Linked DNA regions of Mus musculus: region 2 is linked to region 1. The links are chromatin loops, found by intact Hi-C in ENCODE. Cell type or tissue: left cerebral cortex. All regions are shown on one strand.

Region 1 (4,000 bases):
AAGATTGGAGGCTCATGACCTCCAACTGGAGTGTTAGTGTGCAGCAGTAGTGGGTGTTTGAAGTAATAGTTGTCAAGAAATGTTGATTTTTACTATTTATTCTGTTTGAAGTTTTACTTCTTATAAAGAGATAAGGAAACATTTCAAAACAGTTTGGAGTTTTTCTATTAATGCAGTTTCTGTCAAAGCAATTCAAAGTTTGTAATGCTAGAATTTTATTATTCTACTGAAAAATAATTGATACTCAAATACTTTTGACATTAGTGTGAAAATTGGCATATGAAGGAGCTGATATTTACAAATTAGCATCTGGTAATTATGGTCTGGATACTGAAATTAATGTGGAAAATCATAGTAGAAGGAAAAGAAGAAACTGTGAGGAAAGAATGGTATAACTACGAGAACCAAGTTAAACACTGAATGTGTGGGGATAGTGCTCTCCTGATATATCTGGAATCCAGCTAAGTAGGCAGAGTCCAATTGAGCAGTGCAGAATAGTTTCATGTCTCCCATTAAGATTTTTCTTGTGTACATGTGTATGTATGTATGGATATTGTCTATGTACATGCATAGTGTAGGGTATGTGTGCATGGGAGCCTTAGTCCCTGGAGACAGCATCTCTTACTGAACAGGAGCTGGCCCTAGTGATCCTTTTTGGTTACAGGGCCAGCTTTTCATTAGTGTGCTGGGATCAGGTCCTCATATTTGCACAGCAAACCCTGTTACCCACTGAGCTACTACTTCCATAGCGTGAATGCTTTCTAATTTGATATGGTTTCAAACAGTAGTTATCAAATAACACTTTTAAGATAACAAAATCAAAACCTTAACAAGAAAGTAATTCTTGCTTAGGAGCGATAGGATGTTATATAGCATCTTAAGCATGTTTTCCTCTTTTATTAATAAAGATTCTTTTTTATACATTATATTATGATTACAGCTTTCCCTCCCTCTGCTCCTCCCGTTTCCTTCCCACGTCCCCTCCCTTGCTGACCCACTCCCTTTCTGTCTCACATTAGAAAAGAACAGGATTCTCAGAGGTAGCGACAAAACATACCAAATAAAATACAATAAAATAAAACAAATGCCATCACATCAAATTTAGACAAGGCAAACCAACAAAAGGAAAAGAGCCCCAAGGCAGGCACAAGAATCAGAGACCCACTCATTCACACTCCCAGGTGGCCTGTAAAAATCTAAACTGAAAGCTATAGTATAAGTGCAGAGGACCTGGGGCAGACCCATGCAGGCCTAGTTCTTGCTGCTTCAGTCTCTGAGCTCACATGAGCTTTGTCCAGTTCATTTAGAGGACCTTTTTCTCTTGGCTTCTCAACTCTGGCTCTCACACTCTTTCAGCTTCCTCTTTCTCAGGGTTCCCTGTACCTTAAGCATATTAGTGGTATAAATAGTAAATGAGTCTGGAGCATGGTAATGCATTCAGTGAACAGTTTGGGTGAGAGTAGACATGAACTAAACGATGATTGGATGCTAGTAAGGAATTGACACTTGTGCTGTTGTCACTGGCAGGTGTTAGGTAGGTATGTGTGTGTGCATGCTTTCCTAGGTCAAATCCTGGAGATTTAGAATTTATTACTGTTTGATTGTTAAATGTTAAATAATGGCCTGATTAGTTCCTGAATAATACCTTTGAGTATTCCTGTGTAATACTTTGAGTAGCGGGCAAGTAGGAGTCAGGGATATTGGTGGATTGGAAACAGAAGTGGCTGTTTTCCTTGTGCCAGGTTATAGAAGTTGCCAAATGTGCTCTAGGAGGATCATGAAGAACCAATCTACTCTTGACATTTCTGTAGCCTCAGAGTTATGGAAAATTCAGAGTATTCAGTCTTGTATTAACATACTGGCTCAGTGCCTTTGAAAGTATCAGATTAGTGCCAGAAAAACAGAAGGAAACTAAAGCAAACATGTTTGCTTCCTCTTACTGAGGTAAAAACTCAAAGAAACTTGGGAGATGAAAGGTTTATTTTCCTCACAGGCCATCACTGAGGGAAATCAGGCAGGAGCTTGAGGCAGAAGCTGATGCAGACCACAGAGGAATACTGCCTCCTGGCTTGCTCAGTCTGCTTCTTATAAACCCTAAGTCAGTGTTCCCAGAGCTGGTACCCCTCAAGCCTCACAGACATCCTATTGGCCAGTCTGAGGGCAGTGTTTTCTCAGTCAGCTTCCCTCTTCCCAGGTGACTTGCTTGTGTCAGGCTGACAGAAACCTAACCACTATTAGAGCAGGCTTTCTTTATTTTGTGTGTAGAGAAATCATTTCTGGTTGTTGAGAAGTATATGTAGTATTTGCATCATAATTTTAAACAAAAAAATTGACTTAGAAGCATTTATTTAAAGAACACATAAATGACCAAACATCTGATACTTTGTGTGCACATATGATAATTTTGTACCAAACACATTTTTTAGTACTTGCTGAATTTTAAGTGAGTCTGCTTCCTGTGAGGAAAATGTGGTTTAAAATAAAATGCATTATAATTCTAATGTTTAGAAAACTAAGGCAGAAAGATTGTAGATTTAAGAAAATCCTAGGCTACTTAGTGAGATCTATTTCAGAAAAAAAAAAGAAAATTAAGAAACAATTTAAAAAGTAGATAAAATAAGCTTTTTTGTTTTGTTTGTTTTAATTTTGGCTTTTAGGACAGGGCTTCACTGTGTAGTCCTGGGAAACTGCTCTGTAGATCAGACTGGCCTCGAACTCAGATTTCTACTTCCCTCTGCCTCCCTGCCTCCCTGCCTCCCTGCCTCCCTGCCTCCCTGCCTCCCTGCCTCTGCCTCCAGGTGCTAGGATTAAAGGAATGTGCCAGTTTAAGCTGTTTTAACTCAGAATCGAGTTGGCTGTAATTAAAATTAACTACACCCAGAGTATTTTGGTGGATGTATGCGTTTGTTTTATAACATTTATTGAACATAAGGTAGCAGCTCTTTTTTTTTTTTTTTTTTTTTTTGCACGTGGGACTATATGCTGATAAAACCTTTGCCTTCAGAGATGTTACACTCTAATGAAGTATTTTGGTCAAAAAGAACTGGAAGTTTAAAGACATTGAGGCCTAAGCAGGCTTGCATTTAGAGATTAGCCATAAGGCCAAGGAAATTAAATGTTGCTTTGCTAGCAGCAAAGGTCGAGGGATTATTTAGGACTTTAGAACTAGAGGTAGATATATTAGGAAGTCAGGAACAAGGGTGGAATGACCTTAAGGTCTGTGGTGTAAAACCTCAAGTCCCCTGTGGCTGTGCTGTGGAGACAGCAGTTCAGAGCTACAGATGGGAATAGGGACAACATGTGCCATAATCCTGGTGGTGTGTGAGAGAGGAGAGGCTGTAGCAGGGCCAGACAGAGAGTGTGCATCATGCCCCCATACAGGGCACTCAGGAAGTCATGGGGATAGTTGCTAAGATACGGGCTGGATGTCAATGTGTTTACTGGTTTGCTGAGGAGTGAGTGTTGGTGTTAGGTTACTTCTAATTTTGTCTCTTAAGAAACAAATGCATCCATTCTGGCTTAACTGTATGAGATTTAAAATGTAATCATCAGAAAACATTCTTTTTTATAGGCGGAGTATGTCCAGCTCGTTACTGAACTGCGTATGACAAGAGCCATTCAGCCGCAGATCAATGCGTTTTTACAGGGTTTTCATATGTTCATCCCGCCTTCCCTCATACAACTGTTTGACGAGTATGAATTGGTAAGGAAGAGCATGTTCTTTCTCGTACGCCAGAGCGCAACTCCATCTGAGGTCATTCAGAAGTGCTTTGAGTGCTAGGATGCTGCTTAGTCGTGGAACGCTTGCTTGCCTCACATTAGCACACAGAAGGCCCTGGGTTTCATCCCTAGTACCGTAAAAAATAAAAGCAGAATTACTAAATTCTTGAGTACTGAATGGGATATTTTTAATAAGACATTATTGTTTAGAGCTATGCATAGAAATTTGTAAGCAGATATATGGTTTTACTTGTCTTAAACTGAGTAGCCTTATTAAGAG
Region 2 (4,000 bases), 130 kb after region 1:
TGTAATATCTTTGTTTTCTTTCAGAAGGTCCCTTTACTCAGGGGTCTTACAGACTTAGGCTCCAATGGCTTTGAGGTGTCCCTCAACTCCTTTCAGAACCCAGGCACTTGCTTATATTGCAAAGCCCTTTGTGGTCTCCTCCTCTAATGTACCTTGAACATGGAAGCTTACCTACTTTAATTATTATTTGGTAACCACTGTTTGAAGAAGGAGATAAGGTAGATTTAAATGTTACCAGCACAAGTATGTTGAGAAAATAAAGGATGGAAAAATTATCCTGATGGTGCATTTTGTATGTCCTCTAAATTGTGCCCACTTATATAATCCATAAAAAAAACTGAAAATTAGAACTTAGACTTTTAATTCAAAAGGGGTAGGTCTCTTGGTACTGTTATATGAGATTGTTTTTGAAAACAGTGAGGTGTAAATTAGCTCTCAGGTATCAGTTTGAACAAGTCTGAGAGGCGAAAGGGAAGAAGATTGGTTAGAAAAAAAATTCTTAGGCAGAGAAGGAAGTGTTAGCTGGAGTTTGAAGACAAGAGAAACATTAGCTGTCCTAAAATGCAAATTGTGTGCAGTGATTACAATTAATAATCCATCAGATAAAAATGGAACAAAACCATCTGGACCTCTATTCTGAAGTTTTACCAGAACTGGTGATTTTTTTTTAAACGTTGGCTTTAAATTTTGTGCTTCTTTCAACACAGCACAGGGATCTCACAAGGTGTGCCCCTGTCTTACACTGCCTGGCAGTGCACCTGCGTGCCCTGTGAAAAATGCACTCTCACAATCAAAATATTTTCCTTCAGGTTTCCTGGGGCGAGCAGTTCTGCAATTTTCCAATAATTGTTTTAGAAAGTCAGCCCTGGATTCGGGTTTTCTCTTAAACCTTTCCCTGCCTGTGGCTCCAGACTCCTTTTTGCAGGGTCTCTCTAAGGAAACTGGGTCGGGTTGGAGTGGCCAGTACCACCTACCCATTGGGAGCTGGTGCTGCTATGAATGGACCCTTCTCTGTGCAGGTCCAGAGTCTCTCCCTTTCCACAGTTGTGCTAAGGGAAGAGAATTCATGAGCATTGGATCACACAGTGTGAACTGCTGAGGTGGCCTTTCAAATGGACACATTTCTCTTGTTCACAACCCGGGAATGATGAAGGTCTATACACATACAGAATTACTTATAGGTAATAAGTTAGTAATTATTTAGTATATTATACAAATTTTTCCTGTTTCTTGTTGACCCTCAGTGAAAACTAGAGGAGTTGAATAGCTATATACAAGTTGACTCTTTTTTATTCTTCTATCTTGCTAACGGGTAAATGGAAGCTCTATGTGGCTGGTCAGTTCACACGGTAGAAAAATACTGGAATCTTTCCTTTAGACACAAGTTCTATGTTACTGTCTTATGTGGTGCTTGCTAGTATGCTAGTTTTATGGTTTAGTAACATGGAAACAGTAATAGTAATTGGGGTGTAACCCCTTCCACAGTTCCGAGCACAGATTAAGGTTTACTACAAAGCTACTTGTGTGCTTTACCGCCCTCTGCCGGTGAAGCCTCCTGCAGTTCTCAACTGTTGTTTCTGCACCCCAACCCCCACGGTTCCAAACACAGTGAGATGCTCTTTTATGAAATTGTTCTGGGTGGTGCTTTACTAAGGAAAATGTGAGAATAAAAACAAAACAAAACAAAACAAAACAAAACAAAATAAAACAAAGCAAAACAAAACAAAACAAAACAAAACGGTACAGCTTGTCTATGTAGCAAAGATTGATAGATCTCTGTGAAAGAGCCCCATTCTCTTGGGGACTATCATTTACCTACTTCCTGCCTGGCCCTTGCCTTACAGTTGCTCAGCTATTCTGTTAAGTATACTTAAAAAGGGTAAGTAAGTAAGCATCCATGTCCAAAACATAACGGTGAGGGAGGCAGCCATAGGACGAGATTGGTATACACGAAGATGCTTGGGCCCTGGAAGGAGTAGCTCAGAACACCACTCTGGAGCCAAAACATGGAGGACCTCTGAGCAAAAAAAGCAGTTTCAGTGGTGAGTGGACTGTAAACTCTTGGTGGGAGGAGACATGTCTTCACAGATTCATCTGAGTTCAGATCTGTTGAGATTGCAAAGGTAGCAGGTAGAGTTAAAGAGGAATGTTTGAGCCAGAGACAGGCAAGTGACTTGACTAGCTCAAACTTGGTTAGCAAGAAAACCCAGGCTGCTCTCATGGTAACTTGAGATTTTTGTTAACTTGATATTCTCTAGAAAGAAATAAAAAAGTAATTATATGGTTGCCATGGCACTGTCAAAAGAGGCTGTCAATTTGTATCATCTTAATACATCAACTAGGGACTGTTAATTATAGTTTTCACTCCGGTAAATTATAGGAGAAGCTATATAAATTACACTGCCACTTACAACATTATCTGTAGCTAATCCAGAAAGTGGCAAATGACCTTCATTCAATCAGTAGTTCTGAGTGTAACGTACACCTCAGGACTTACTAGAAATCCCAAGTCTCAACCCCACTCCTGCCCACCACGTCGGACACTCTGGTGGCTGGCTCAGCACTGTTCATTCTAACGACCGCTTCACAGATAATTGTGACACACATGCCGATCCAAGTATCGGTGACTTAGAGTGGCGATGGCTAATGCCAGGTCGTTTCTTCGAAGCGCTGATGGGGGTGGCAGAATAGAGGTAAGTAGCAGGTATAACTAACGATAAAGCCAGCCTGGAATCCCACATGTCTGTACTTTGTCCCAAATGGTTAGCAGTGCTTGAGGTTTGACCGCTAGATACATTGAGGTAATAATAACACCACACAGCTCAAAGATGAATCACCAGGATCATCAAAGGGCAAGGCGAAGAGTCTGACGGATAATGACAGTAGGATTGATCAGGCCACTCAATGATCGTTCTAGGGCATTGTCGTGAGGCTGCCCTGAATTCTGACACAGTGACCTTCTTTGACATAGAAGCAGAAAAAAATTTTATTTTCTGGAAAAGGTCAAAACCAAAATTATTTCATAGAAATAATTTTCTTGGGCAGGGGAAATAGGAATTGACAATGCCATCTGAAAATTTTGTTGAAAAATGTTATTCAGTTTGGGACAATGATAAATCACAAACCATTGGGAGTCTTTCTTTTTCTAAGCTCTTATGGAGCTAAGACAGAATAACTTTCAATTAGGACGAAAGACACAAAAGGACCCCAAGTGTCACTCACCACAGTTATTCCTGTCCTGAGATGCCAGCATTTTTTTTTTTTTTTTTTTTTGTAGAATGTTAGGTAACAAAATGCTTCTGGAGAGTATAGTCCTTCTGGCTAAAATTCTCAAATTGGCAAATAAGTCACTGCCTGTCATTTTCTGAGAAGGAGAAGAAGCAAAACCTGTTCTAAATTACTGGGCAGCTGGTATGTTTTTAATTGTCTGCATTTATAAGCAGTAATGTAAGAGCAGCCTTAAGTACACGTATGCACTGTTTCCACACACTGCTGTGCATCGCAGCCCTGGGAACCTGTTACACAGGCAGATTGTGCACCCTGGAGGCTCTGATTTAGCCAGGGGGGTTGATTTTTAACAAGCATCCCAATAATTTTGGTGCAGGTGGGTGGAAGACCACACTTTTTAAAACCCTGTTCAGGTCCTACCTATAATTTACATGCTCATTATCATAGGGTATTTAAAAGTGACTGGCAATTCATAAAATCTCAGTTTAGTGCCAATAAAGATTTAACTGTGAGTAGTAGATGTTTATTGCAATAGAATCTCTTTTGTTGGAACTTGGAGAAAATGAATAATAGTTACAAAATAACTTCTTATTTAAAAGCTTCATGCCGTGTTTTGTGGGGAAGGTTTAGGTTTCCGGTAGGTAAAGCAGACAGTAGACTGTCTGTTCTTCTCCCCCTGACCCCGACCCCTTCCCCTGCCTTAAGAGTGTCTTGGATTACTGAGGAATCTTCATTGTAATTAGGCAGTATTGGTGGGTTGCGTTACCATTAA

The links. A loop is a pair of places that touch in the nucleus more often than their neighbours do. Peaks named below come from ENCODE experiments on the same cell type or tissue, not always from the same donor. Only the 100,000 strongest peaks of a DNase experiment are listed, where the experiment ranks them.
Region 2: it touches region 1 in a loop (2.1-fold over the local background); 19 of 42 quality-filtered maps call a loop at or near these places.

The regions. Positions count from the first base shown.
Region 1 is chr10:45,683,031-45,687,030 of GRCm38, forward strand. It overlaps Hace1 (HECT domain and ankyrin repeat containing, E3 ubiquitin protein ligase 1), which reads left to right. Exons shown (of 24, transcript NM_172473.3): 20 at 3,572-3,703. Among named protein-coding and RNA genes, the nearest start is that of Hace1, 110 kb to the left of the region's middle. In left cerebral cortex, no CTCF peak of the experiment used is centred here; a DNase peak (open chromatin) is centred at 2,024.
Region 2 is chr10:45,810,541-45,814,540 of GRCm38, forward strand. All of the region lies in intron 1 of D030045P18Rik (RIKEN cDNA D030045P18 gene), which reads left to right. Among named protein-coding and RNA genes, the nearest start is that of D030045P18Rik, 4.8 kb to the left of the region's middle. In left cerebral cortex, a CTCF peak has its summit at 1,546 (motif pointing left); a DNase peak (open chromatin) is centred at 1,544.